Regions from separate parts of the Mus musculus genome. Here regions 1, 2, 3, 4, 5 and 7 are each linked to region 6. A link is a loop called in an ENCODE intact Hi-C map of the cell type or tissue named here. Cell type or tissue: left cerebral cortex. All regions are shown on one strand. Region 1 holds the start of Acsl3 (acyl-CoA synthetase long-chain family member 3). Region 2 overlaps Acsl3 (acyl-CoA synthetase long-chain family member 3). Region 3 overlaps Acsl3 (acyl-CoA synthetase long-chain family member 3). Region 4 overlaps Acsl3 (acyl-CoA synthetase long-chain family member 3). Region 5 overlaps Ap1s3 (adaptor-related protein complex AP-1, sigma 3). Region 6 overlaps Mogat1 (monoacylglycerol O-acyltransferase 1). Region 7 has its middle 5.6 kb from the start of Gm39665.

Region 1 (4,000 bases), 120 kb after region 6:
GTGAACTCAGGTCATCAAGCTTCGCACTAAGCACCTATAATCCTCTGAGTCACCTTGCCAGTCTCTCTCTCTCTCTCTCTCTCTCTCTCTCTCTCTCTCTCTCTCTCAACAAAACACCATCTTCTGCTTCTGGCAGGCCTAGACCTTACTAAATAGGCTAGGCATGCCTCAAATTTAGAGATCTATCTGCCTCTGCCTTCCAAGTACTAAGATTAAAGTTGTGAGTCATCACACCCTGTTGTTTCAAAACAACAACGACAATAAATAAACCTAGGTGAGGTTGGAAGATTGTCTGGAGTTTAAGGTTAGCCTGTGGGCTTAGTGTAAGCACGAGTTTCCAGGTGTAAACAAAGCCTAAAGAGGTGTATCACACCTGTAATCCTAGAATCACTGTGAATTCTAGGCCACCCTGATCTACATAGTAAAATCCAGGCCTGTCTGAGCTACATGAGATCTTGGCTCCCACTCTCCCACAAAGAACTAAACAACCATACAAAGAAGCCTAGTGAACAGAAGCACAATAATTTCTGTTTAACTAGTATTAAACAGCAGACAATATTCCAATTCAGTATTTGAATCTCAAGAGTATTTTCTGTTAAATGTAAATACATGCCCATAAAATATTGTTTAGCCTATAAAGAGATAACGAAGAAAGATGTCCCTGGAATTCTACACATGTGTTTTATGTTTGTTAACTGGGGAGGAAGGTTCACTATTAGTTTTGCTGTCTTGAAGTTGCTTAGTTTTTCTCAAGGTTTGCAGTTCTGAATGACCACTTCTGAGGTACACATCTTCATCCCTCTGTAGACTGGAAATTCTGCATTCCTTTTATTGGCAGGGTTTCCTTGGGAAATGTGAAATTCCTAGTAGGAGCAGGCTGCTTGAGTCAAACACTATCTGTTCTTTCAGGCAATTAGACTGGCTAGGGGCCCAAGGTGAGTGAGTGAGCTGGCTTTGTAGAGTGTATCATGGCTCCACCTAGCTCAAGTCCTGGCAGCCTCCTCGGAGTTTTTAAGATTGTCCTGGGAAGTGAGCCTCTTTCTGCCTTAGCTTGAGGCTAGCACAGCAACTCGACCTTTCACCTACTTAAAGAAAAGTTCACAGACCAACTAAATAATAGGTTAGGTTAAGAAAAAACAACTCTGCTACGAACAGTCTCTTTCTAATATTACACTCCAGTGGCTGATTTAGTCATTTGTGTTTTGCTGGGTGAATGTTTTGAGTGGGGGGAGGCAGTTGTAAAATAAATGCCTATATCCTGATGTAGTGTCCAAGAGGATCTATACAATGGCAAACTAAACAACACACACAGTCATAAAGATTCATAAAGCTTTTTTTTTTTTTTTTTTTCCGAGACAGGGTTTCTCTGTATATCCCTGGCTGTCCTGGAACTCACTTTGTAGACCAGGCTGGCCTCGAACTCAGAAATCCGCCTGCCTCTGCCTCCTGAGTGCTGGGATTAGAGGTGTGCGCCACCACGCCCGGCTGATAAAAGATTATTTTTGAGTAAAGTTTCATCCTTTGCAAACATGAAATGTGGGTATGCGAAGATTTACGAGTAAACGGGATACACGCTGCATTAAACGAAGCCCATGCAAGAGAAATAATACAGGGCATGCTTTGAGCTTTCCCCTTCACAAGCATTTTCAAACGTCATTTTTTTTTTTTTCTCTTTGCAAGATTTGCTAGAAATCCGTGTTCAAACTAGGATAACGAACCCAGTCCTGAGAAGAATGGGGAAAAAAAAAAACAAGCAGGTTATTTCTTCGTTTATATTGAGATTTATGCATCGCAGCAGTGAAGGCGGGTTTTGCAGTTCTCAGCGGGGGCACCCTGGACGCCTCAGGTCTTCCCGCCCTGCGCCCCCTGCCCAGCTCCCCTCTGCAGCTGCTGTAGCTGCGGGTCCGTCCCGCCGCTCCCCTCCCCAAGGGCTCAATCCCCGCCCTGCGAGGGCCCCAGTCGGGTCCAGCCGTCGGCGGCTCCGCAGAATGACCCATAGTAACCTCGCCCCGCCCCTGCCGCCAGCACCGCGCTCCCCAGGCCGGCATTTGATAGGCCGAGCCCCGCACGCGCCACCGCCCGCGGGCCAATGGGCGGCGGTCTCTTTGCATATGCAACGAGCGCCAGCCCGGGGTGCGCGTCCAGGACTGCGGCTCAACAGACGCTGCTCAGCCGGCGCCCGGGAAACGTCGCTGCGGTTGTGGCCGCGGTCGCGGGCTCGGACGAGGAGGCGGCGGCAGAGCGGGAGGCTGAGCCGGCAGCAGGCGGTCGTCCCCGTCTCGCAGGGCGGCCCCAGCAGCTGCGTCAGGGTCCTGAGGAGGTGGCGCTGGGCAGGAGCCGCTCTGAGGAGCAGCCAGGCCTGCGTGGGTCGGAGCCCGCGGTGAGTGCGCGCAGCGCCCGTTGTGAGGCGATGAGGGTCGCGGGATGGCGGCCAGGCCTCCCTCCTCCCACTCGGCGAGCGTGCATGCCGCTCGCCGGTGCCTGAGGGGACTCCTGGGCCGCGGGGTGCTGGGCCGTGGCGAGGGTCGGGGAAACGGGGGTTGGTGGAGGGTGAGTGGCGAGTAGGGCGTCCTCGCGGATTCGGGGAAACCGCCGGCGTGGAGCTGCGGGCGCGGGAGGAAGGATGCACCGCGGCCTCCTCCGCGGGCGCGGGCACGTGGGTGGGGTCGTCCCGCTCCACGCGGCCGCGCGGCGTCCGTGGGAGGTACCAGCGCCCAGAGGGTCCCTGAAAACTGCGGGTGTGGGACAGGAAATGCGGGTGCGGGCGGTGGGAATGGCGTGGGGAACCTCTGGTGTCTCCTCCTAAGTGCGTTTTAGTCTCGGACGAGTCAGTCATGAGATGCATACATAGGCAGCCCCGGGGGTCACTTGTGATCCCCGTGATGGGATTTCACAGATGAAGATCCAACTGTATGGTCCGTTCTGGTTCTAGAACAGGTATTCCGATCACTTGTACATAGAGCCCCTCAACTTAGAAAGGGCAGGACAGTTTTTGGGAATCCAGTGGAAACTAGAGAGGGGGGATTGATAACTGCCTAGAATGACAGAGCTGGCATTTACTGAGCTTTTTTTAAAGGCCACACACCAAGAACTTTGTGCATGGCTATGTTTACATTGTTAGTCCACCGGGACGGTCGCACATTCTCAGTTTTACAGCGAGAGAGCCTGCACTGTGGACACGTTAACTTAGCCCAGATCTGAGCTACTAGGAGAAGCTTGAGCCCCAGGAGGGCCTGTCTGAATCTAGAACAAATCTCTGATGGCTTTAGTAGCAACAGCCCTCTGTTGGTGTTTGAATGGTTTCCGTGGCTTTGGGTTTCTAGGTTCTTTTGGGTCTTAGGGGTTCTGCAGAGCTGTAGTTTGGTGTTTTTGTTTTTCCTGTTTGTTTTAGGCTGTTTTGTATGCGCACTTTGGCTCTGAGTGTTGTTGAAGGGTGCTGCTGAGTTGCCCCTAGAAGTGCATGCAAAGCTTATTACAGAGAGGGAAGTGTTGGGACTTGAGAGTGCGTTTTCTGGTGTCTCCCTGAGCACCCCTCACATGTAGAGTTGAAGGCTGATTGTATTTTCTAACTTAGGCTCTGATTCTTCTGTCATAAAGTGCCTTGACTCCAGTGTGGCCACAGGAGAGGGTCACCTGGTATCTTTGGAGTCCAGTTACTGGATTTGTAGGACATTTGGGCCGAGTGACTGGTACCCTGTGAGTCCCAAGATGTCCTCCTTGGAGAAAGCAAAGAAAGAAGGACACACTGAAGGACACTGTGTGTGGGAATAACACTAGCGCCTTCCTGATTCAGTTAATTGTTCACGGAGAGCCTTCTCATTGAGTCATGTCAGGCATCTTAGCAGGTGCTGGGAGATATAACAGGGATAGGTTGATCTGTCCCTGTGCCCTCAGGCTGGGATTAGACTACATGCCAAGGATTTTGTAGATAAATGGGTGATTGCAACCTATGTTACATGCAATAAAGGTGAAGTATTGGATGATTGAAGATTCTAACAAG
Region 2 (4,000 bases), 150 kb after region 6:
TTTTTTACATGAGAGGAAGATAGAGCATAGAGTGTGAGAAGTAACGCAGATTGGTGATTAAATGGCTGCCTGGATAGGTCTCAGTTAAGATGAGACCTCAACAAGACGTAGCAAACTTGGATAAAGAACCTTCTGGGCAGAAAGACGGAGTAGTGGGTCCCAGACACGATTGAGCTCAGTTGAGTGTAGTGCTTGGGGTGGACACTTGAAGATCGTGGAGAGAGCATCTTCTGGCCCTGTTTTAGCCTCTGAAGAACAAGAAAGGATGGGCTTTATGGATGGGTTTATAGGAGGCAGGTTTGGGGTTTGCAAGGGTCACAACTTATGGCCTAAGTGCTACTGCAAAGGCCAAACCCTGCAGTCTGAAGTTAAGGGAATGGCCTTGTCTGGGTGGTTGTAAGGAATAAGAGTGGTTACGGAGTATTGTGGGATGACAGTAATGGAAGTGAAAGAAATGGCTGGGGCCAGGCTATGCTTTGTAGGTAGACTCTGGATAGGCTTGGAAAAGAGACTAAAGATGAGTGTAAGTTAAGAGTAACTTCAGTTACTTTGTTAAGCAGTTGGACATGCTGTCCTGCTTACATAGGATGAAGGAACAGGTAGGGAAAAGAGGGTGAATGAGAGAACGTCACTTTTGTATCAGTTAGGAATCCTGTTGAACAGATGGTTGTTTCGAAGAGCTCTTTGAAGCTGTCCTTGAGCCTCTGGCTTCTGTCAGGGACATTGAGCCCTGTGGGCTGCAGAGTGAGTGTAGGTGTACATCTACTACTGAACTTGGTAGAGGAGGGCTTGAGTGTTCTCTTGAATTTGTAATGGTTTAGTGATGTAAGCAACAGTGATCATCTCCAGGTAGAGAGGGAGGATATTTTAAAAAAAAAGAGCCAGGCTCATGCCTTTAATCCCAGCACTCGGGAGGCAGGTGAATTTCTGAGGCCAGCTTGGTCTACAGAGTGAGTTCCAGGACAGCCAGGGCTATACAGAGAGACCCTGTCTCGAAAAAACCAAACCAAACCAAACCACCAATAAAAAGCTTACAAGCTATCAGAGGATTAGAAAATGAATGACTGGGACGGCCACCAGACTGGGTGTTGAAACTCGTGCCTGCATTTAGTGAGCTGCGTGTGTTTCTTCAGTGTTTAATAGTGTAGCAGGGGGTTAAGTTAAATGAGTTTAGTTTTGGTTTAGCCATAGAGACTGCAGTATGAATTAGATATAACTGTGGGTAAATAGTGTTCACAAATGTAACCTTTATGAGACAGATAATTAGCTAGAACACTCAGTGGCTTAAATAACAAAATCCAGGTTTCCCATATATTTTGTTTTTTTCTTACCCCCACAGACAGGGTTTCCATATGTAGCCTTGATTGTTCTGGAACTTGCAGTGTAGACCAGGCTGGTCTTGAATTAAAAAAGATCCACCTACACTCTCCTGATTGCTTGGATTACAGATGTGTGCCACCCACCAGGCATGGCCCCTCCTCCTCCTCCCCCTCCCTCCCTCCCTCCCTCCCTCCCTCCCTCCCTCCCTCCCTCCCTCCCTCCCTCCCTTCCTTCCTTCCTTCCTTCCTTGCTTTTGTTTCTGTTTTGAGACAGGGTTTAACAGGCCTAGGCTAGCCTGAATCCTCACATAGCCAGGGCTAGCCTGAGACTCAGGACAATCCTTTTGTCTCAGCTGAGTACTTGGATTATAGGCATGGGAGGCATAGGCTCTATATGATTATTATTTTTAGAATTTTATTTTGTTGTCAGATGTCATCATTAGAGTTTATATATTCGGGTAGTATATTGGGTGATTTTTGCCATGTAAAGCCTGTCACTTAGGTTTAAATCTAGCAGGTGGAGTTTAGCACCTAGTAAATACAATCTGGTTCCTGCACAGTTAGGCCAAATTCTCACCTGTCTTCTCAGTCATGCAGAGCTCCTTGTGAAGTCATTGGAACTCCCATGTTGAGCATTTCATGGGGGCACAGAGCAAGGTGAGAGTTCCTGGACCTACAGTTAGGGCAGTGTGATCTTCCAGTTATCCCAAGTAGGACACCAGAGGGCAGCCTTGATCCCTTCCATCTAACTGCTCATCACAGAACTCTCTTAAATGTTGTTGCATTTTTAGAAATAACATTGTCAGATGGTTTTGTTGTTTAGTTTTATGTGTATAAGTGATTTGCCTGCATGCATATCTGTGCACTACATATGTGTCAGGGCCTGTGGAGGCCAGAAGGAGTCTTGGGTCCTCTGGAACTGGAGTTATAGATGGTTGTGAAGTGCCACATGGGTCCTGGGAATTGAATCTTGGTCCTCGAAAAAAGGAGTCACTGGCCATCTCTAGTCCCTTGGTCAGATGACTTTTAAGATGCATGAGATGTAATGAGCATGGCCATGCTTAGAAGCCAGCTGTATGTGTTTGTAGTTTGTTCTTTGTTCAGTTTTTATATGTAATGGAGAATTCCTGATTGTGTTTTAGTTGAAAATCCTTGAAGAAAGTATGCTAAGCAGCTTTAAAAGGAGCTAATTAATAAGTTAAACTTGAGGTTATCTGTACTTCTGACAAATCCAAATGAAATACTGTAGGCTAGTTAGGTATTCGAGGCTTAACCAGAGGGATGTTGAATACTATAACTTAGTCTCTACCTGGTTGTAGAGAGACTTTTTACTTTGCTTATCATGAAAGGATGATTAATTCAGGTTAAATGGCCATAAATATTTCTGTGAACTTGGGTAGTGGGTCACTTTTTGTTTATAGAGCACATACTGTCTGTTTCTGAAATCCACAAAGTAAACTTCTGTTCTAAATGAATGATTAGTTTAGGGCTATTTGTCTAAGAAGTGATTCAGTCAAACATACTCTGTGCTCCAGGTTCCCTGTCTTAGGTAACTTCAGACTCATGTGACCTTTTTTTTGTTTCTTGAAATAGGGCCTCAGTGTATGACTAAGCTGGTCTTAAGCTGTATAGATCCATGTTTTAGCTCAGTTCTAAATACTTTTGAAAACCAAAAATAAAGCCACCCCTTCCCCCACATCATAGTTAAACGCTTAGCATAGTTATTGGGTTGTCATGGACAATGTCACAAAGCTATTTTTTTTTTAAAGATACATCTTCACTTGAAACTAACATGTTTTGTACATTTAAAATTTGTTCCTATTTCTTCTCATCACATTAAATGATATTTGTGTTTTTATACTTTGCTGTATCAGGTTATTCTGGGGCACTATAATTGGCTTTCCTATGAAGATGTCTTCATCCGAGCCCTTGACTTTGGAAATGGGTTACAAATGTTGGGCCAGAAACCAAAGGCCAACATCGCCATCTTCTGTGAGACCAGGGCTGAGTGGATGATCGCTGCACAGGCGTGTTTTATGTATAACTTCCAGCGTACGTATGGATGGCACTTTTAAAATCTTTCTCTTTTTCTTGTTTTGTTTTTTAAGACAGAGTCTCTACGTAGCCTTGGCTGTCCTAGGACTCACTATATATACTGACCTCAAATTCAGAGATCCACTTGCCTCTTCCCACTGAGTGCTAGGATTTGAGATGTTCACCACTACAATGGGATTAATATTTCTTAATAGGTTAGCATTCTGATACCGGGTTTTGCCTTTATGTACTTACTGGAAGAGCATGTGTTAGGGCTTAGCTATTCACTTTTTGTTCGCTTCCTTCCTTCCTGCCTTCTCTTCTTCCTTTTTGCCCGCCTTCCCTCCTCCCTCCCTTGTCTATTTTGGACCCAGCTTGTCAGATGTTAAGGGGGCTTTCTGTATTTGGTAGAGCAGACTTGACATACAGGACCACTGCTCTGCTCCCATCCCTCAGGGACCTTTATAAGCACACTTCCATTTTGTTAGTCCACTTCTGAGTGGTGACTGTGATGGGCCAACCTTGTAAACAGTCCTGGAGGTGGTGCCTAAGGTCATGGTAAATGAACTTGAAACAAAAACGATGGTTTCAGCAGTTGTTTGTTATAAACTCCTGGTTTTCTTTCCATTTCTTTTTTTCTTTTTCCT
Region 3 (4,000 bases), 130 kb after region 6:
TTCTGTGCATTAGTTCTAGCTTCCTGTAAGAATTGTTGTGAGATTTTAAATAAGTGTCTGCAGTATTGTCAATAAACATGAACCAAAAACCACTTTATTTGTTTTTAGAGAATGTAGGTTTTTCATATTTTACTGCCCCCCCCCCCCTGTTTTTCAAGACAGGGTCTCTCTGTATAGTCCTGAATGTTCTAGAACGTGCGCTGTAGACCATGCTGGCCTCAAACTCAACAGAGATCTATCTGCCTTTCTCTGCCTCCTGAGTGCTTGGGATTAAAGGTGTGCATCACCGTTGCCTAACTTTGCCTTCTTTCATGAAATAGTATCATTAAGCTTCTATATATAGTCCCACCTTAAGGAAGTATCTTATGTATTAGGAACCTTTTTAGTAGAGTTGGAGATGTATGTAAATAGAAAACTGTAACTTGGGACCATTAACTGGATTTTGTTCTATTATTTAAAAAATTACAAGTGCATGTATATGAATGTCTGCATGTGTGTGTACGTATGTCTGAGTGTCTGTGTGTGTGTGCACATTCATTGGAGCCCTTGAGAGTCCATCTGAGTGCATGCACAATACACAGGTGAAGGTCAGAGAACAGCATTGGAGTTGGTTCTTTCTCTCCTTTATGTGGGTTCTGGGTACTGAACTCAGTTCACTAGGCTTCAGTGGCAAGCCTTTACTTGCTGAGCCGTCTCACTGACTGCATCCTTTAGGTTTGTTCTCTTTTAGTTAATATCAGTTAACTGTGACGTGGGCTTTAGGTTTCCTGGGAAAATAAATTTCTACATGTTAGCACATTGCAAACAGGCTGACTCTGGTGTTCTCACACGTTCTCATTCAGATAACCAGCTTCTACTTTTATTACTTATAGTTATAAGGCTTATGTCATATGACACAAATTCAGGTGGCATTTTTTTTTTTTTTTTTTGGAACAGGGTCTTACTGTTTACTCCTTGAACTTGCTGTGAGGCTCAGGTTGGCCTTGAACTTGAGATCCATCTGTCTTAGCCTCCTGAGTGGCATATCACCAACTTTGGGTTGCTGAGTGGATTGCCATCCGTGTATATAACACTTGGTATGTAAATTGGAGTCGGTCACTTCTTTCTCAGACTTTGTTTTCTTTCTAAAGTTTTTCTTATAGTGGGGTGGGACAAGCTTTTTTGTTTTTCTTTTTTCTTTTTTTCTTTTTAATGTAACCTCATGCTTTTTGTTGTGGTTGTGTTGTGTTGTTTTACTTATTATTTTTTAATGTAACCCCATACTGGCCTTGATTTTAAAATCCCCTCAGTCTCCCAGGTGCTGGGGTTATAGGCATGCAGCACTGAGCCTGTCTCTGAGCTTTTCCTTTCAGTTTTGTAAGAGGACAATTTAAATTCTTGGAAACAAACAGGTAGGTAGTTTAGGAGGACTCAGCAGTGTGCTTCTTTCCTTGCCTCTCTCTCTGCCTTTCTCCTCTGTTTTAATTTGCTTTTCCTAGTTCCTCTCTTTTCCTATTTTCTATCTCTGTTTTTGTATTAAATAGGAACAAGCATTCTGGATTGATAGGTTAACAAATTTACATTAAGGTTCAGCTATTGAGGACTAAGGGGATTAGAATGTATCCTTTGGGGAGGTATAGAGCAGAGGCTTGAGGCAGATCTAGTCAATGATTTCATTCAGTGACTTATAGCAACTCAGAAAGTAATTGTTAGATGAATTAAAAGTTTCCTGGGATATATAGCAAGAGGAGAAGATGAGGGTCTTTTCACTTGTTACATACAGGAAGTGTATTGAGAAGTGCGTCTTGAGTTGCTTGCCATGATGTTACTAAGACTTGTGATATGGCATTGTCCACAACCATTTGGGCTTCCTATTGCACTTAATTTCCTGTCCGATCTCTTGTATCTTTATCATGATTCATTCTTTTCATTTCCCTTTTCTTTGCTTTGGCTTGAGGTTTTTGTTACCTGTGTTAAAATTTTCAGGTGACAGACAGATAGACAGACAGACACAGATACGGAGACGGAGACTTCTGTAGCCTAGGCTGGCCTTGTACATCACCATCCTGGTTGACTTGTACATTTTATGTGTTGACTACATTGAAATTACTGGGGTATTTATCTGGGTCTTTTCTTCTTTAGACATCTCAATAAATAAGGTTCTCAGAAAACATCTATGTCAGAGACAGTGGGCAGTAAATAGATGAAGCCAAAGATGAGACCAGATCCTTCTTCAAGAGCTAACAGGCCCTGTGAGAAGAAGGAGGCTGCTACCATGAACATGGCCAGGAATGTGACAGACCTTCTGGCTTTGAGCCAGCAGGAAGAACTAGTGGATTTGCCAGAAAACTATCCACTGAGTACGAGTGAAGATGAGGGGGACAGTGATGGAGAAGGAAAACGTCAAAAACTTCTGGAAGCAGTCAGTTCCCTTGGTAGAAAGAATAAATGGAAGTTGGCAGAGAGATCTGAGGCTAGTCGGATGGTTTCAGAGTTCAATGTCACTTCTGAAGGATCAGGTGAAAAGCTGGTCCTTTCCGATTTGCTTGGGTCTGCTACAGCATTATCTTCGGTGGCTGCTGTGAAAAAACAGCTGCATAGAGTCAAGTCAAAGACGCTCACCCCACCCCTTAACAAAGAAGAGGCTGACCGAGCCCTCAGGGAAGCAGCATTCAGCAAAACCTCACAAATGCTCTCCAGGTGGGATCCGGTGGTTCTGAAGAACCGGCAGGCAGAGCAGTTGATTTTTCCCATGGAGAAGGAGCCGCCAGCGGTTGCACCCATTGAACATGTTTTTACTGACTGGAAAGTAAGAACCCCTCTGGAACGAGAAGTTTTTAACCTTCTTCATAAGAACAAGCAGCCAGTAACAGACCCTTTATTGACTCCCGTGGAAACAGCCTCCATCAGAGCCATGAGCCTGGAAGAAGCCAAGATACGCCGAGCAGAGCTTCAGAGGACGCGAGCTCTACAGTCCTATTATGAGGCTAGAGCTCGAAGAGAGAAGAGAATCAAGAGTAAGAAGTATCACAGAGCTCTAAAGAAAGGAAAGGCCAAGAAAGCCTTAAAAGAGTTTGAAGAGCTGTGGAAAGACTGCCCAAATGCTGCATTGCAAGAACTGGAGAAAATGGAAAAGGCCAGAATGACAGAACGGATGAGCCTTAAGCACCAGGGCAGTGGGAAATGGGCAAAGTCAAAGGCAATTATGGCCAAATATGACCCTGAGGCTCGAAAAGCTATGCAAGAACAATTGGCTAAGAACAGAGAACTGACACAGAAACTCCAGGTAGTTTCAGAGAGTGAGGAAGAGGACGGATGCACAGAAGAGGGAATAGTCTCTGTCTCCCATGGAATGGATGACCTACAGATGAATGCAGATGGTGTAAATCCCTGGATGCTTAGCAGTTGCAACAGCAATGCAAAGCGGGGTGAGATCAAGACCGATCCTGAACAGATGCCTGAGTTTGTGGCCCATGTGTCTTCTGAGAGTGAGGGAGATGAAAGACCAGTGGCAGAAGAACTTGTGTTAAAAGAAAGATCCTTTCAAGAAAGAGTTGATCCCAACAATGCTAAGCTAATGGATGGCCAAGAAACAGAAGACTCTGATAGCCAGGAGGTATTACAGAAACTCAACAAGGAAAGTCATCAATCTGACAATCAAAAAGTGAGTTCAGAGGAAAATGTTCTCCATATCCAGAGAGAGGACCTTGCCTCAGAGAAGTTGTTGGTGCTTCAAAGGCTAGAGAGAGCACATGTTCTGGAACAACAAGGAGAGTTGAGCAAAGAAGAACATTATCCAAAAAAAGGGCTTTCCAGACCTTTGTTGAAAGGGGATTGGAAGGAGATGAAGCCACTCACCAACCCTGATGCCTCTGGAGGGAAGAAAAAGAAGGAACAAATGATTGATCTACGGAACCTCCTAACTGCTAACTCATCTCCTGTGAGGTCTTTGGCTGTGCCCACAATACAGCAGTTAGAAGATGAAGTGGAGACCGATCACAAGCAGCTAATAAGGGAAGCT
Region 4 (4,000 bases), 140 kb after region 6:
TACCTATTGAAAGATTTGAAGAACAGGGCTAGTTAGATGACAGCATAACCCCTCAATGATTTACTGTGTGTTGAGTAAGTTGATAGAAAATCTAGCTAATCACATTTTATATCATATCCCTTTGGGCTTTTTTTTTTTTTTTTTTGGATTTCCAGCCTAATTTTCAGAAGGAAAGGCATAAAATTCCTTACTATATTTTCTGTGATGTTTCTTGTTTTACTCTTTTGGAGGTAAGTTCATAAAGCAACAGAAACAAAGGAAAACTACAGTTATGGATGATATGTGGCGCTGTCTGTGCTGCTAAGTATTTTAGAGAGTCATTAACGTGCCCGCCACTTCTTTGAAGTAGGTGGGAATCAGCAAAACCCATAGAGGTTTATTTAAAGCATTGGGTTCTTAGAGAAAAGACCCCAAGCACTGGCTAGAAGATTTCATAAAGAGGTGACATCAGAGTTGGAGTTTGGAGAGTTGGAGCTGTGTAAAAGCACTGGGATTAATGGGGCGAGGGTGGAGAAAAATAGTGGAATTTGTAAATCCTCAAGAGTAACTATGACTGTTAAATTGACCATTGTGTGGGTTATCAGTCAGCAGCCCCTCTCTGAGTACTGGACCCCACAAGGGCTGGGGTGTGCAGCATGCCCAGTCTTCAACAGATGCTTGACTATTAGCTAATAATTACTTTATGGATTTAAAATATTTTTTTCAGCCTAATGGCATGAGTGTACACACCCACATACACACCCACCCACACACATACACACACACACACACACACAGAGAGAGAGAGAGGGAGAGAGGGAGGGAGAGAGAAGATAATGCTACTTAAGTGAGAAGGCAGTAAGCAAAAATCACTAGTGCATGCATTCTTCAAATAAATTGGCTCACAACAATTCTGAGACACTTAAGATCTCACAATACTGACCAATAGGACCTGTTATCACCACCATTCAGTAAAGAAACTGAGGCCCAGAAAAGTTATAAGCTTCCGAAGAACAGTAAGAGGATTCCAACCCAAACCCCCCAAGTTCCAGACTCATGTTTCTGTCCATCAAACCGCAGTAGGCAGGATAGGGGTGCTACCCTTCACAGGGGGATTCTTACAGGAAGCAAGCACTAATGCACAGAATTGGCAATGATGACTAGTACTTACAAAGAAACCACTCAAGGCAAAGAGTGTGAGTTTCCCTACAGTCCTTTGTGAAATAATTAAGATATGTAAAATACTAAAGAATTTGAAAACTAGAAACAAAGAAAATAAAGCTATGTTAATTAAAATAAAGATTGCTAAAAAAGAGCCTTCATGGGAAAGCATCTACCAGAATCTGTACTGATTATAAAAGCCCAAGCACCAAGCCTTCCCATGCCCAGCAACTTAGTCAGGTAAGTAACCCTTGCTCACTCATTCCTATTCCAATACCCTCTCTACTAACCCTCCCTTAAAAGTTTGAGGTCAAAACCTCTGTTAATGGTGGCTGGGTGGTGTTGGTGCACACCTTTAATCCCAGCACACGGTGTGGAGCCTGAGGCAGGTAGATCCCAGGGTTCAAAGCTAGCCTGGGCTTCACAGAGAAACCTTGTTTCAAATCAAACCAAATCAACCTCACCCTCAAGGTTTTCATTAGTTTCTAATAGGAAGTAAATCTACAGAAGATAGCTCTTTGAAGGAGAGAGTAAATAAAAGGATGGCCTGATGCTTTTATTTGGTGATGGTGGTGATGTTAAATCATGAGGTTGACCAGAGGGCAGAAGAGATTGTGAGGAAAGCATTGGGTAGGAAGCCACTGAAGGATGTGCTATAAGAGGGACTATTACAGATTAGAGGGACATGGAGGTACCATGGTAACGGAGGGATCATGTATAGAGGAGTTGGGAATTTGAGCAGGGAATATTGAGGCTGCAGTGATTAACTAGAGTCAGGTCAGGAAAGGCCTTGAAGGATTGGGGAGGTGTGATTCAAGCAGCGGACAGAACAAAGACACCTTGAAAGGACATCTCACATGGGAGGTTTTTAGGAAGGTTTATGTAGACCTTGCCGCTGAGTGGGGCTGGAAGGGAAGAGCAGGGAGAGGAAGCACTGGTTTTATATGGAGTTATATAGCACATTGGCATGGGGGAACATGAGACTTGTGGCAAAGTTGTCCGGCTGGGCAGCTAGTAATGACCCATCCTGCTGTTGCTAGGTCCTTGAGGGCAGGCCCGTGTGAAAATGCCTGATTGCTAACAGAAAATGTAAGTATTGATGAAGTCAGAGAAGGATGGAATAGAACCAGAATTGGACTATATTCAATGATTCTGTACTATTAAATACAAACCAGGCTTTTAGGGAAAAAAAGAAACTACTTTTTTTTTTTTTTTTTTTTTTGGTGCCTAGAAGGTAATTCAGAAACATTAAGACCTTTTATTTGTGTTTGTGTGATGCACTCTTGTGGAAGTCAGAACAACTTACAGGGTGTTGGTTCTTTATTCTACCTTGCAAGTCCCAAAGATAGAACCTGGATTGATAGGTACTTTTAGCCATCTCTGGCCTGTTTTTTTGTTTTTTTGTTTGTTTGTTTGTTTGTTTGTTTTTAAAAATGTCTACGGGAAGTGCTTAATGACCTAAATGGGCGGGTACCGTTGTACACAGACTATTGTAGGGCAGGTCTGGGTTGGGTTTTTGTTGTTGTTGTTTATTTGTTTTTGAGTTTGAAAGGTTGAACAGGTAGGTGCCAGCCAAGATGAGCAGGCCTGTCTACTATTCTGTGCTCATTATGTAAATCTGAACTTTCCTATTGAGATTAAAAAGTGAAACATTTGCATATCCTAAGTATTATTTTGGTGAGAAATGTCTATATTGCCATCTGTTTTAATTATTGGTACTAACTACATAGATACTTGTTTGCCCTTTAAAAATGATCTTAGTTCTAAAATAACTTCGTAGGCCTATGACATGTGGGGCAGCTTTTGTTCTTCCTCTTTCTTTTCCCACTTCCCACCCCAACTCTGCATATATCTGCAGATTTTAATGATCTGCATTGAAGGTTTTTTGTTAAAGAATATCTAGTAGCTGGGCAGTGGTGGCACACGCCTTTAATCCCAGCACTTGGGAGGCAGAGGCAGGTGGATTTCTAAGTTCGAGGCCTGCCTGGTCTACAGAGTGAGTTCCAGGACAGCCAGGGCTACACAGAGAAACACTGTCTCGGAAAAATAAAAGAATATTTAGTAATCTTTTTTAGTAAATTATAAAAATGTTCCTTTTTAACACGGTTAGTATTTGTTTTTTAAAAATTTTTATTTATATATTTTTGCTTTTATTTAGACTGTATTACCATGATGCTGGCTTTGTTACCATAAAACTAAACATAAGACTAGAAATTCCGCTTGTTCCTGTTGACTTGATCTCTGGCCTGGATTCCTGCTGTTTGATGCAGGAGGATGTTGTTGAGTTTCTTCTAAAATGAAGCAGGAAGTTTTAGTTATCAGAAAACCCAGACAAACCAGGATGACTTACATGTAAAGTGAGTTGAGACAGGCTCTCACTGTGTAACCCCGCTGGGCCTCCCTCCCTGACAGAGCCTGGTGAGTGGTTGCCACCATGCCTGGTTCCTGGAGTGTTTTTTCTCTTTTTCATTTTTGCCATTCTCGAATACAGCCTCATACATGCAAGTAAGCACTAGCTACTGTCAACCTAGTCTGAAGTGTATGTAATTTTAATGTAAACATGGAGTCATTCTTACCAATATGGACAATAATATGTGGAGTATTTATTTATGTGATCACTGTTAGTATTTCCCCGTTATTTTCTTACTGTGTTAGATAACTTTCTATATTTCTATTGTTAGGCTATTGTAGAACTTGTATTCATCATTCACTCAATCTATACTTGATATAAGCACTGATGTCTTAGGCTGTTAAAGATGGTTAGTTTATATATTATTTTTCAGGCATGGTAAAAAGACCCCAGTATGCTGGGGTGGAAGGATCTGGGGAGGCAGTGCCTGCTGGGGCGTCGATTAGAGGT
Region 5 (4,000 bases), 1.1 Mb after region 6:
ACATGTCAGCCACTTAGTGCACAGGCACACACAGAGCAAGTCCAACACAGGCTTGCCATATCTGATAACTCACCTAGGAGTTAGCTCTTGTCATTTACATTCCCCACGGTGAACAAGAATATTCTCTTCTTCCCTCCTCCAGATTTCTACATCACTAGCCCATGGTTTATCCCTAAGAGGCTTTCATGCTCTGATCTAAAGTATCCCTCGTATATGGAAGCCTAACCCCCAGTGTGACTATCCTTGGACACAGGGTGTTTAAGGGGGTGATTAAGTTAAACAATGCCAACAAAGTGTTGTGATGTGTGATGACTGTGTCTTTTTGAGAAGAGGAGGAGACACTAAGAACTATCGTATCCTTGTCCTACCTTCTCCACTCCAACACGTGTACCCAGAAGCAAGGCCATGTGAGGGCACCCTGCAGTGAAGTACTATCTGAAGCCAAGTAGATAGATACCCAACCTGCCTTCACTTTGATCTTGACCCTCTGGCCTGCAGAACTGTAAAACACAAACTTCTGTTGTCTACTCGGAAAGGGGGAGAGAGAAACCCTGGCACCCCTTCCTCGGGAACCCAGAAAGCCACTGTGCTGGTTCTTTGGGTCAGAACACACCACTGGCCTGCTGCCATGCCCTCTATCACCTCATCTTATGAGTTGCCTTTCCAAGGCCTAACTAATAAGTCTACCTAGAAACAGCACCGACCTGCAGATCTGTCACTCCGAGCTCCTTTTTTTCAGTTTAGCCTGTTGATCAGAGGCCTTCTGACTGTGGATTCAGTCATTTTCTCCCAGTTCCCTACAAAGTATCTACTGTTCCCTTTGGTTTGCTTCTCTGGGGTGTGTTTCTCTGTTTCTCATATCTTTTATCTATAGTAAGAGCAGTTGTTTCTGGGTCGGGAACTTATATTTTCTCTGTTGATTCTCTCCCAAAACTGCACCCCTTGTTGATGGTGAATCATTTACTCTCTCCCACTAACAGTGGGTTAGAAGGAACTGGAAGACAACAGGTGAGGCATTCAGGGGAGTGCCAGCCCCCACACCAACCCGGAGCCATCCTCTAAGAAATAGGAAAGTAAGTCACATGTTCAAATACCTTCCATGGGCTGGGCGGAGGTTAGCACTGTATCAAATGTGAGCGAAGGTTCAGTGTCATAAAACAGGAGGGGAAGAACACAGTAGTCCGCTCTTAATCACAAGCCCCAGAGAAAAGAGGCAGCTGGTTCAGGAGCTGCAGTCACATGGTTGCCAAGAAAAGCGTGGTGGTTACTACTACCAAGTCTTCGAGAAACCTGACATCTAGACAATTAGAGAACCGTTTTAATGTTCGTAACTAACTGTAATCAAAACAAAAAGACACTGATTGTGCTAAATAAAACTCACTTTGTGGGAACATGATCTCTGAGCTGTCTTTGCCTGTGGGTCTCACTTTAAGATACTGAATAAAAATGATGGCAGAGGGCTGATGAGATAGCTCAGACGTTAAAGAACCTGCTGTTCCAACATGAGGACCTGAGTTCAAACCCCCGTAGCCCACGTAATGTTGGATGCAGTAGTGCCCCCTAATATAAGCCTTAGAGGCTAATTCAGGAGAATGCCCCAGAAGTTTACCAATCAACTAGCCTGACCTCCAGAGTGGCACACAAGAGACCGTGTGTCAAACACAGTGGGAAATGAAACCTGATACCAGAGGTTGTCCTCTGATCTCCACAGGCATACAGAGCACATGAACACTCACACATACACATACATACAAATATTTTGTAAGTGCTGGCTGAAGGTTCTCACTGAAATATAGCTTCATTCGGATCCAAAGATTTTGCTTTTGGGATTTTAAAGTTGCTTATTTGAAGATGTGCTTCTCCGGGCTCAAGAATCTTGCTTCTACCTCTCAACTTAATATTATTGTTGAGTCAATTCTGGGACCCAGTTCTCCAGTTAATATTTATTCAACAAACCTTGTAGTTTATTTCCTCAAGATTGTAAACCAAGGTTCTGTTTCAATATAAAAAGAAGAAAAAAGTACACGAATATACTGAATCTCGGAATCTCATTTTTTGCCTCTTCTCGCCAGCCTTTGTCTTGAAGATGTAGAAAGGCAATCACACTGGCTGGCGTGTGTCGAGCTTTCGCAGTCCTTGCACACCATCTGGTGGCAGAGCTGGATGCTGAGAACATGAGAAATGGTCAGTAAAGGAGGCAAATTAAGCTTAAGGAGGACAAAAGACTGAAAATAGAAAAAAGAGGCATGGTGGGCGGGAGGGGGGATGACACAGAGGTCATTCATATGTGTTGGGTGTGTGTCAGCTATGAGTAATAGGCAAATCAAAAGGGTGGCCACCAAGAATAGCCTTATGGTCATTTGTGTAAAACTTTAAAGTTCTCTTCACAAAAAAAAATTTATCATAAGAGTGTTAATCATCCACCTATATGGCACAATAACATTTATTGAAAGGGAGGAACAATGAAAAAAAAGAAAGTTAGGATAGGTAGGCTTTTTCTCCATTGAGTAGCTTCAAAATCACACACACACACACACACACACAAACACACACACACACACACACACACAAGATAGAGAAGATAGGTGTTAGATAGATAGACAGAGAGACAGACAGACAGACAGCCAAGCACAGTGCAGACACCTATGATCCTAATACTTCAGATGTGGAAGCAGGAATTCAAGGTCAGCTCTATAAGACCCTGTCTCAAAAACAACAATAACAATTCTTTTTACTGGGGCTGGAGAGATGGATCAGTGGTTAAGAGCCACTGACTGCTCTTCCAGAGGCCTTGAGTTCAGTTCCCAGCAACCACATGGTGGCTCACAACCATTTGTAATAGAATTTGATGGCCCTTTCTGGTGTTTCTGAAGACACTTACAGTTACCCATATGCATAAAATAAATAAATTTTTAAAAATCTTTTTATTACAGTAGAGCTATACAGTGTTAATAAAGTAAGAACCATCAGCCACCAAGGAAAGAAAACAAGAAAGGGGGGGGGAGGGAGGGAGGGAGGGAGGGAGGGAGGGAGGGAGGGAGGGAGGGAGGGAGGGAGGAAGGAAGGAAGGGAGGAAGGAAGGAAGGGAGTCGTCATACCAAGAGACAGGACAAGAAACCTGAGTGGATGGAATTATGTCAGCCAAGCATTCACATGTTGACGTTCTAAACTGAAGAACCTCAGAATTTTATCTTCTATAGAGACAGATTTGCTGCTAGGAAAAGTCAGTTAAAATGAAGCCAAACTGATAAGAGTGTGGACTACCACCACCTAGTATCACCAGACTGGTGGACTCATAAATTCGACCATTTTGGGCCCAGCTACTTGCACACTGTCATGTGAAGATAAAGGCAGAGATTGTGGCAATACTGAAGGCTGCTGGCAAACCATAAAGGCCTGGGCCAAGAGCACAGCATGGTTCATCTGAGTTCCCAGAAGGAGCCAGCCCTGACTGCCCATTCCTTATCTTCTTGCAGCGTGTGAGTCGGTACGTCTGTTGCTGATGTCATCTGGCTCACGCTTCTTGGCTATAGCAGGCCAGCAGACTAATCAAACTCTGCCTCTCACTTTGAATTCTACAACTTTCTTTTTTTCTGTTTTAAAAATTATCGCTGAGCACTGGTAGATCCAGTAGAACTCAGGAAGCAGAGCTAAGTGGATCTCAAGTTCTACAGCCTGGTCTACAGAGCAAATTCTAAGACAGACAGAGGGTTAAACAGAAAAACTGTCTCGATAAAAAAAAAAAAAAAAATTAAACCGGGCAGTGGTGGCACACGCCTTTAATCCTAGCACTTGGGAGTCACAGGTAGGCAGATTTCAGAATTCGAGGCCAGCCTGGTCCTACAGAGTAAGTTAGTTCCAGGACAGCCAAGGCTACGAAGAGAAACCCTGTCTCCAAAAACAAAACCAACAAACAAACAAACAAAAACAAAACAACAAGAACAAAAAACTAATATATATATATATATATATATCATTATTTTCTAATTTGTTATAAGTC
Region 6 (4,000 bases):
GACTCCCAGTCAACTAGGAATAGGGTCTTAAAGCCCACACCCACAGTGACACACCTACTCCAACAGGGCCACACCTTCAAATACTGCCACTCCCTGGGCCAAGTATATTCAAATCACCACAATCGATTCTTTACTTCCCTGAGGGAAAAAAATGAGCATCCATGTCCAACCCTCCTAACTGCTGTCTGCACTGGCTCACGAAACTCCTTGTCCTCTAGCCTAGGTACCTGTTACACAGTGGTAGCTTGGACTTGAAGCAAGAGGGATCCTTGGACTGATTGTGCCCTCACTTCTTTCCCCATTCTCCGCCCCAGATAAACTTATCACAGGACGAGGAGATGAACCGGGCCGCTGTGGAGGCCACAGATAAGCAGCCGTACTGGGATAGCTGCACAGGATGGAGGGCTGCAGCCTCGCAGCAAGGCAGCCACCGTGCAATGAAAACATAGAATGTGCCAGGTTGGGGAGTTCCTCCATCTTTCTGAGACAGGGTTGTAGGCTTACATTAAAAACAAAAACAAACAAACAAACAAACAAACAAACCTACTTTAGGCCGGGCGTGGTGGTGCACGCCTTTAATCCTAGCACTCAGGAGGCAGAGGCAGAGGCAGGCGGATTTCTGAGTTCAAGGCCAGCCTGGTCTACAAAGTGAGTTCCAGGACAGCCAGGGCTATACAGAAAAACCCTTCTCGAAAAACAAAAACAAAAAACAAACAAACAAAACCCCCTACTTTAATAAGGGTTCTTAAATGCATTAACCTCCCTTTTAGCCCCTTCCCAATAGAGCTGTAGGAAAGGAAAGGTTAATAAGGCCAAAGAAAGCAAAAACTTCCTGCTTCGCAGGGCCTCACTCTGTAGCTCAGGTTGGCTTGGATCTGTGAGGGAGAGGCAGTGACGGCATCCTCCCTAGGTTGTTCACGCGATCTATCTAATAGCATCTGATAGACATCCGTAAGCCTTAACGCTTTTAATAAGGGTTCAGTCCAATTTCAAGAAGCAGGAGGCAAGCTGAAGCCACACGGGAGCTTGTTCCCATTGGTCCCACTGCTCCCATGTGGGTGGTTCTCGCCTCACAGCCGCTTGTTCCCATTGGTCCCACTGCTCCCAGGTAGGTGGTTCTCCCCTCACAGCCGCTAGATGAGCTTCCTTGAGTTTTGTAGTCTAAGTATGGTCTCGATGATGATCAAATTGTCCCTTTATTACCTCTAGCTTATCCCTAAAAAGCATTGAGCTTTTCTAACCTTCTAATCCAGTTAGGGGACAGCTTAGGAACTGGAGGAAGGGATGCTAGGCTTAAATATTAAGTTCCTGTGATTTGGAACTTTTAACATCTCAGAGGAAAGCAGGAAGGGCTATGCTCATCTTACAAGGAGAACATCTTATGATTACTTCAGTCGAAAGGGGTAGATTTGAGCTCCTGGGAGAAGCTGCTGAAATATAACGGAACTTAATAAGAAGGGACTTAGTTAGCTGTGGTGTCCTTCCTAGGGAAAGAAGCCCTAATTGAGAGGTTGAGAGGTCACAATTCCTATAACAGTAAGCTGTTTTTACTCTGCCTTAGACAGCAATGCCTCTCTCCACAGTCCCCACTTCACCGTCCCGTTGACCTCTCTCCCTGAGGTAGTCTCACTAAAAACTACAGCTATTTCTAAAAGACTACAAGTTTACTGGTCCGTCTGTGTACAGATTTCTCAGATTTCCTTCCTCAAAGGTCACAACTGCGAGGAAGCTTTATAGAACAAGTTGTATTCTCCCATCCCTTGCCCAGGAAACTTTAGGGCAGAGAGAAAACTAAGATGGGTCCAGCCTGCTCACTATGTAGCCAAGGTTGCCCGGGAACTCCCAGCCTTCCTGCCTTCACCTCCTGAGTGCTGAAACTACAGGTATGTGCCAGCACTGGCTTGTTTCCTCCAGTTCTCTCTAATGTGTGTCAAAGGACTGGTGTCTACTGTGCATAAATCAGACTTCGTAAAGATCGAAGGAAACTGCCCTCGAGTGTTTGGAGGCTCGGTCTAGTGAAACACTCAGCAATTAGGGAGTGTCAGTCCTTCCTTCTGTGCCTCTCAACTCCCATATTCATGGTCTTTATCACTTGCTGCCTCTTTATTCCTTCACGATTGCTTAGGTTTTTAAAAAATAACCACCTTCCATTACTGGCACAGGTTCGCTCTGTATGTAGCTTGAAGAAAGACAAAGGAACCCACCCCCACCCGACTCCCCTTTGCGTACTGCATCCCCCCACCCCCACCCCCCTACAGCGGCGCTCACAGTCCTCATGCCCAAGCGAATGACTTCAGAAGGAGTAGTTTGCTTCAAGGTTTGAAGTTAACCACCCGGCTCATCCTGGCCTTGGGCGCATAGCAACACCAGGCCAGCAGGGGGTGCAGTGTATACAGGCCGTCAAAGACTTGTATTTCTGAATTTCCAAATTCTGAGATTGTTATGTAAACGTCTTTTAAAATATGTACAGAAGCCGCCAGATTTATTTACAACCAATAGGTATTTTTGTAATTATACAGATGAAACAGATACTTTTGGGGGGGGGGAACATTCATACGATACAGGTAAAATAAATGTGCTGTTCCCCACCCCTGACCCAATCCCCAAAGGAAAATGTTGATCTTGCCAGGTTTTTCTTGTACACTGAAAATATTGGTGCACCTAGAAATTTATTTTTTTATAGATGGGATCACACTTCATTTTGCAACTTTTCTTAGACATTTTAGGCACTGTGTGTGCCACGTTATTTGTTATTTCTTTTTTTAAAAAAGATAGCTGCCTAAGATTCCGGTGAATAACTGGAATGTAGCTCAGCCTATGTAACTGTTTTCCTAATGAGCTGTGGTTGCTTTCAGTTTTGTGACTAGATGACTTTCTCGCACAGAGACTTCGCTGTAAGTAAGTGACATTTTCAATTGTTCTGAAAGATATTTTTTAAAAAGTCATAATAGAGGATGTCACGTGACCTGAACATTTCACAGTCAGTCACAATAAGAACCCTGTGGTCTTGCTTGTCAGCTGTGCCCAGGGGAGAATGAGAGTGACGTGGCTCGCAGCAACGCCTACTCTGCGCACAGCTGCAGTCGGCACAGCAGCGCATTTGACTCAGAAGTCAAACCACAGAATGACAGCTCAGTGTCTGCTGAGAAGGGAAACTCTTTATTTGTTGTCGAGTGGGATGGTGTGACTGAGGTAGGCAGCCAGTGAGCTGAGGAGAGGACTGGAGCCAGCGGGCTGGAGGGAAGCCGATTGGCAGCCCAGCGCTCAGCTGCCCACGGGAGACCCAGGCTGCGGGTGGAGTGGTGGCTGTCCTCAGGGATGACACGTGCTCTGTTTTCCACAGTTGGCCGCCCCATCCCTGTTCAGCAGACTCTGAACCCGACCTCAGAGCAGATTGAAGAGCTGCATCAGACATACCTAGAGGAGCTAAAGAAACTGTTCAATGAACACAAAGGGAAATATGGGATTCCGGAGCACGAAACTCTGGTATTTAAATAACCTCCTTCCTCCAAGGCATAAGAAAGGAAGGCAAGAAAGCATCGTTGAGAAAATAAATAAATAATTTCTCTGGTTTTTGTTTTGTTTTTGTTTTTTGTTTGTTTGTTTTGACTCTAGAATCAAGTTGCAGCTGAAAAGAATTAGTGGTGAAGACCACTGCTGTTATTTTATACTGTGATAAATAAAAATACAGGAAAATGGAGGTCTGGGGTTATGACCAAGTGGTACAATGCTTACCTACCATGGGTAAGGCTCCAAGGTTGGTTCATAACAGTGGAAAATAAAAATACACTAGATGATTATAGCACAGGATTGAAGATGACTAAGACTTAAAAATCTTCTGAATTTAGGGAGACTATATCATTCTTCAGGTTCCTAAAAGTCTTAGAATTACTCATGCGCTCAGAGCAAAAGCAAAATACCAACTTCAAAGCGCCTCTAGACACTAACTGAGCAATTCTGTGGCTTAGGGTGGTATCGTCACTGAGCAGGGCAGCTGTTG
Region 7 (4,000 bases), 57 kb after region 6:
GATGTAGTGCTATACTAACTATTTCCCCAATTATAAGACTCTTTGCTACTTGTGGTTTCTCCTGGCCACACGATTCTGCTCCATCATGGCTTCCTACCTCCTCCTCCTCCTCCTGCCGTCCTCCTCCCTCACTCTCCCAAACCTCTCGTCCCACCTTTCCCTTCCACTGCCCGATCACAGGCTTTAGCTTTTATTGACCAGTTAGAATGGGGAGAAGGTTCACTTGAGATTACCTGATCCACTGCTCATCGGAGGCAACTCCTCTTGAGGAAGCAGAATTATCATCAGAATACAAACAGCATTACAGCAACCCACAACATCTGTGTAAGACTACCGCAAAGCTACCTTCAAAAGAGGAAAGTACCCAGTGCTGATATCAGAGAGCTGCCGAGGCCAGTTGAGGAGCCAGGAGGGAGCTAAGTCCAGAAGAGAACAAGATGAGGTGCCTCAGTAGCATTCAAGTACAATGCCACTGTGATGGTCCATCTTGATTGTCAACTTGATGGGACTTAGAATTTCCATAGAAACAAATCTTGAGCCATGTCCATGAGAGATTATCTCCATTAGGTTATTGAGGTGGGAAGACCGATTCTTAATGTAGATGGTACCATCCGGTGGACTGGGTCTTGTACCAAATAAAGAGGAGGAAGCCAGCTGAGCACAAGCATCCGTACCTCTCGCTGCCAGGATGGACCATATCCCTAGGAACTGTAAGCTAAAATAAAACCTTTACATTGCTTTAATCATGTTTTTTTGTTTGTTTTTCATTTTTGGTTGGTTGGTTTTTTTGTTTGTTTGTTTGTTTTGTTTTGTTTTTTTGAAACAGGGTTTCTCTGTGTAGCCCTGACTGTCCTGGAACTCACTCTGTAGACCAGGCTGGCCTTAAACTCAGAAATCCACCTGCCTCTGTCTCCCAAGTGTTGGGATTAAAGGCGTGGCACTACCATTGCCCAGCTGAGAGAATGTCTTAAAAGAGGTAACTGAGTTAAAATGCAGTGTGTAGGATGGGTTTCTACACATTCTGACAGTACCCTTATAAGAAGAAATTCAGACCCACAGAGACGTTTGGGATGTATCTGCAGAGGAAAGATCATGTAAGGACACGTTGGGAAGGCAGCCAACTGTAAATTAAGGTGGCAGGCCTCAGCAGAAACCAAACATGCCCAAATCTTGATATTGGACTTCTATTTCCAACACTGAAAGAAATAAACAGCCATTGTATGAGTATCATTCTATGTATGGGTCTTTGTCAAAATAGCTGTGTAGACTGTACTGTCCCCAGCTTCTCCAACTCTGGCCTTGGCAGAAGGAGAAACAAACCATGTAGAAAGCAAGCAAGCAAACAAGCAAGCATACAAGCAAGCAAGCAAGCAAGCAAACAAACAAACAAACAAACAAACAAAAAGCTGTCTTTTCTTGAACATGTTCAGATAATTTACAAAATATATTTTATAATAAAAAAGTAGCTTTAGAGGTTGGATATGGTGGTACACGCATGTAATCCCAACACTCAGGAGATAGAGACAAGAGGGTATGAATCTCCCAGACCAGCCTGGGCGATACGAAACTCTGTTAAAAACAAACAAACAAACAAACAAACAAAATCACAACAGCCTCCCCACCCCCACCCCCACGAACAACAACAAACAAGCAGACACCCAATAATCACTTAAATAAATAAAAACAAAACGGAAGCATCTGCCATTAGTGTCAGAGCCCGGCTGCTACCACCGACTCTTGAGTGTGTTTGTTCCCATGTTCCGGTCCACGGGTTTATTTTATGTGTTAGATTAAAAAGCAGAGATGTAGAACTTTCTCATGCATTTTTCTTAACAGGAACATTCTTTGGACAGAAATGGTCAAACACATCGGTTCCTTGATTAGGGCCACCCTTTGTCTTTGTTCAGGCTGGGGCCTTTCTCCTCATTAGTGTCTTAGCCAGCTGCCTCATTCAAGTTGAGCTGCAAAGAACAAACCCCCTGCCTTTGCCAGGAACATGCGGCCTGGCCTCTGTGTGCCCCTCACTGGGCCATTTCTATTTGGCACCAGAGGAAAAGCTTCCCCAAGTCCTCAGCAATCTCAGCAATTAGGCACAATCTCCTAATGCTCACAGCTTCCTTTCTGACTCACTTAATCCATCTCAGGCGGCTCCTGACAAACGTTAAGCTTAAGGCCAAACTGTGTTTTGATGCCTGAAGAATTTCTGAGGAGGGACTCATGAAGCTTTCTACACACAGTCAAAGATGGATGAGGGATGGAGACATTTTCTTCAGCGGTGTAGCCACTGGTGGAGTGCCATAGTTCTTGTAGGCAAACTCTTGTCCATGTTTATCTAAGCGGTCCTAATGAAACTCATCACTTGCACTCACAGCCACATACACACACACACACACACACACACGCACGCACGCACGCACGCACGCACGCACACAAGGGCTAACTAGGAGGCCAGGGTCAGCAAGAGTGAGTGGCGCATGAAAGGGTAAGAGAGGTAACAGCTCATACATTACGTACATGTATGAAAATGTCAGAATGAAAGCCATTGTGCTATATAAATTAATAAATGCTAAAAAAGAGTTTTGAAGCCCTTGCTCCTTCTCCACAGAACAAGGTTCCCCTCTCTCCAGAGGGACCTTAGCTTTCACTGAGGGGGTTTTCTGGTTGGTCACAGTCACTCCTCAGCCTCAGCCTGGAGCTGTAGATCGAGGCTATCCTGGTGCAGCTCAGAGCTCCCTGGAGACAGGCAAACACTGGAAAGGAATGAACTCTGGCACAGAATGTGTCAAGACAGTGAAGATGGTGAAGGGTCCCCAGGCTGGGGTGAGTTTTTTTTTTGTTTGTTTGTTTTTTGTTTTTTTTTTTTCTTTTTTGGAGTGGCAGGAAAACAGGTCATCTGAGGCTCATCCAGGCAGCTGCTCCCCTCTTTCTAAACTTATCCCTCTTCCTAAAAGATACCCAGATTTGAACCTATGGTAGAAACTGCTGTGTCACTTGTTTTTCTTTTTTAAATACTCTTAATCTTTATTTCCAAAATTAACTCCTCCTCCTCCTTCTTCAGTAAGATGGTATTTCTGGACCCGGCTGGGAGTCAAGCTCATACCAATAAGAAATAACCAGAAAGTAGGATTTCTTTCTGGTACAGTGTATAGTTGGGTTTTTTAAAACCATAAAGTAGTTGAATTATTGAAAACTAATCCTATCCTCTCTCCAACTCCTCCTAAAGACAGGAACTATGACAAGTTGGTGTGTATTTTTAGATGGCTTTTATACAAGTGTTTCCTGACATGTCAGTTTGAGTCTCACAAAAATGACAACATTTGTAATTTCGAGAAAGTGAGACCTGCTGTTCCTCGGGGGAAGGGAAGATCATGTGGCTCATATAAACGCCATGAAGCTCCTAGGCTAAGATTCACATAACTTCCACTACAGATAGACTCTCTGGGTCTGTAGCCACAGGTCTGAAGACAGCTCACTCTTGCCTGTGTTAGGCCCAGATCTAAACTGCGGGGCACAAGTTGGTTGTTCTGGGGGCTCCGTCTCTATGCTCTGTCACCTCAGCTAAGGAAGCACTGTAGACTATGTGGCATGATTTTTTTTTTAAATGACATTTATCTGTTAATTTTGCTCCTGTGGTTGTATGTGCCTGAGAACCGGGCATGCCGTGCAGGAATGTGGAGGTCAGATGACAGCTGGGAGGACTTGCTCTTTCTTTCCATCATATAGGTCCCAGGGATCAAATTCAGGTCATCAGTCCCATTGCCTGTCTTTTCGAGCTGAACTACCGTGACAGTGCTGGACTTGCTGACTTAACCAGCAGATTTCTTTCCTCCTCAGCCTAGATTTTAGAGAAGTCTAAGATTAGGATGACTCTCCACTGCTGGCTTACACACGTCCACCTTCTCCTGTGTCCTCACATAACCACGGCCTCCACCAGATTAGGAACCAAGGAAGGAATTACCCGATAGCGCTTTTCTTCTTGTCTGTTTTCGGTCGTGGTTTA

The links. Peaks named below come from ENCODE experiments on the same cell type or tissue, not always from the same donor. Only the 100,000 strongest peaks of a DNase experiment are listed, where the experiment ranks them.
Region 1: a loop joins it to region 6, with 5 times the contacts of the local background. A loop is called at or near these places in 23 of 42 quality-filtered maps.
Region 2: a loop joins it to region 6, with 4 times the contacts of the local background. A loop is called at or near these places in 24 of 42 quality-filtered maps.
Region 3: a loop joins it to region 6, with 2.7 times the contacts of the local background. A loop is called at or near these places in 26 of 42 quality-filtered maps.
Region 4: it touches region 6 in a loop (4-fold over the local background); 31 of 42 quality-filtered maps call a loop at or near these places.
Region 5: it touches region 6 in a loop (4-fold over the local background); 10 of 42 quality-filtered maps call a loop at or near these places.
Region 7: a loop joins it to region 6, with 3 times the contacts of the local background. A loop is called at or near these places in 4 of 42 quality-filtered maps.

The regions. Positions count from the first base shown.
Region 1 is chr1:78,655,724-78,659,723 of GRCm38, forward strand. It overlaps Acsl3 (acyl-CoA synthetase long-chain family member 3), which reads left to right and starts at 2,102. Exons shown (of 15, transcript NM_001033606.2): 1 at 2,102-2,380. Utp14b (UTP14B small subunit processome component) reads left to right here and starts at 2,102. Exons shown (of 3, transcript NM_001001981.3): 1 at 2,102-2,380. In left cerebral cortex, no CTCF peak of the experiment used is centred here; DNase peaks (open chromatin) are centred at 2,081 and 3,144; H3K4me3 peaks cover 2,509 bases; H3K27ac peaks cover 2,528 bases.
Region 2 is chr1:78,685,044-78,689,043 of GRCm38, forward strand. It overlaps Acsl3 (acyl-CoA synthetase long-chain family member 3), which reads left to right. Exons shown (of 15, transcript NM_001033606.2): 3 at 3,194-3,371. Among named protein-coding and RNA genes, the nearest start is that of Gm51635, 6.3 kb to the left of the region's middle. In left cerebral cortex, CTCF peaks have their summits at 2,045 (motif pointing right) and 3,315 (motif pointing left); a DNase peak (open chromatin) is centred at 2,038.
Region 3 is chr1:78,662,205-78,666,204 of GRCm38, forward strand. All of the region lies in intron 1 of Acsl3 (acyl-CoA synthetase long-chain family member 3), which reads left to right. Utp14b (UTP14B small subunit processome component) reads left to right here. Exons shown (of 3, transcript NM_001001981.3): 2 at 937-1,076; 3 at 2,122-4,000. The coding sequence starts at 2,183. Among named protein-coding and RNA genes, the nearest start is that of Utp14b, 6.4 kb to the left of the region's middle. In left cerebral cortex, no CTCF peak of the experiment used is centred here; a DNase peak (open chromatin) is centred at 2,286.
Region 4 is chr1:78,671,843-78,675,842 of GRCm38, forward strand. The region is part of intron 1 of Acsl3 (acyl-CoA synthetase long-chain family member 3); the gene reads left to right. Among named protein-coding and RNA genes, the nearest start is that of Gm51635, 6.9 kb to the right of the region's middle. In left cerebral cortex, a CTCF peak has its summit at 2,419; no DNase peak of the experiment used is centred here.
Region 5 is chr1:79,638,201-79,642,200 of GRCm38, forward strand. All of the region lies in intron 1 of Ap1s3 (adaptor-related protein complex AP-1, sigma 3), which reads right to left. Among named protein-coding and RNA genes, the nearest start is that of Ap1s3, 32 kb to the right of the region's middle. In left cerebral cortex, a CTCF peak has its summit at 2,144 (motif pointing left); a DNase peak (open chromatin) is centred at 2,134.
Region 6 is chr1:78,534,601-78,538,600 of GRCm38, forward strand. Mogat1 (monoacylglycerol O-acyltransferase 1) reads left to right here. Exons shown (of 7, transcript NM_026713.3): 7 at 3,344-3,573. The coding sequence ends at 3,498. Among named protein-coding and RNA genes, the nearest start is that of Mogat1, 26 kb to the left of the region's middle. In left cerebral cortex, a CTCF peak has its summit at 2,375 (motif pointing right); DNase peaks (open chromatin) are centred at 2,374, 3,167 and 3,956; H3K4me3 peaks cover 1,011 bases; H3K27ac peaks cover 1,569 bases.
Region 7 is chr1:78,592,025-78,596,024 of GRCm38, forward strand. It overlaps a transcript of Mogat1 not described here. Among named protein-coding and RNA genes, the nearest start is that of Gm39665, 5.6 kb to the left of the region's middle. In left cerebral cortex, no CTCF peak of the experiment used is centred here; DNase peaks (open chromatin) are centred at 1,989, 3,029 and 3,317; H3K27ac peaks cover 488 bases.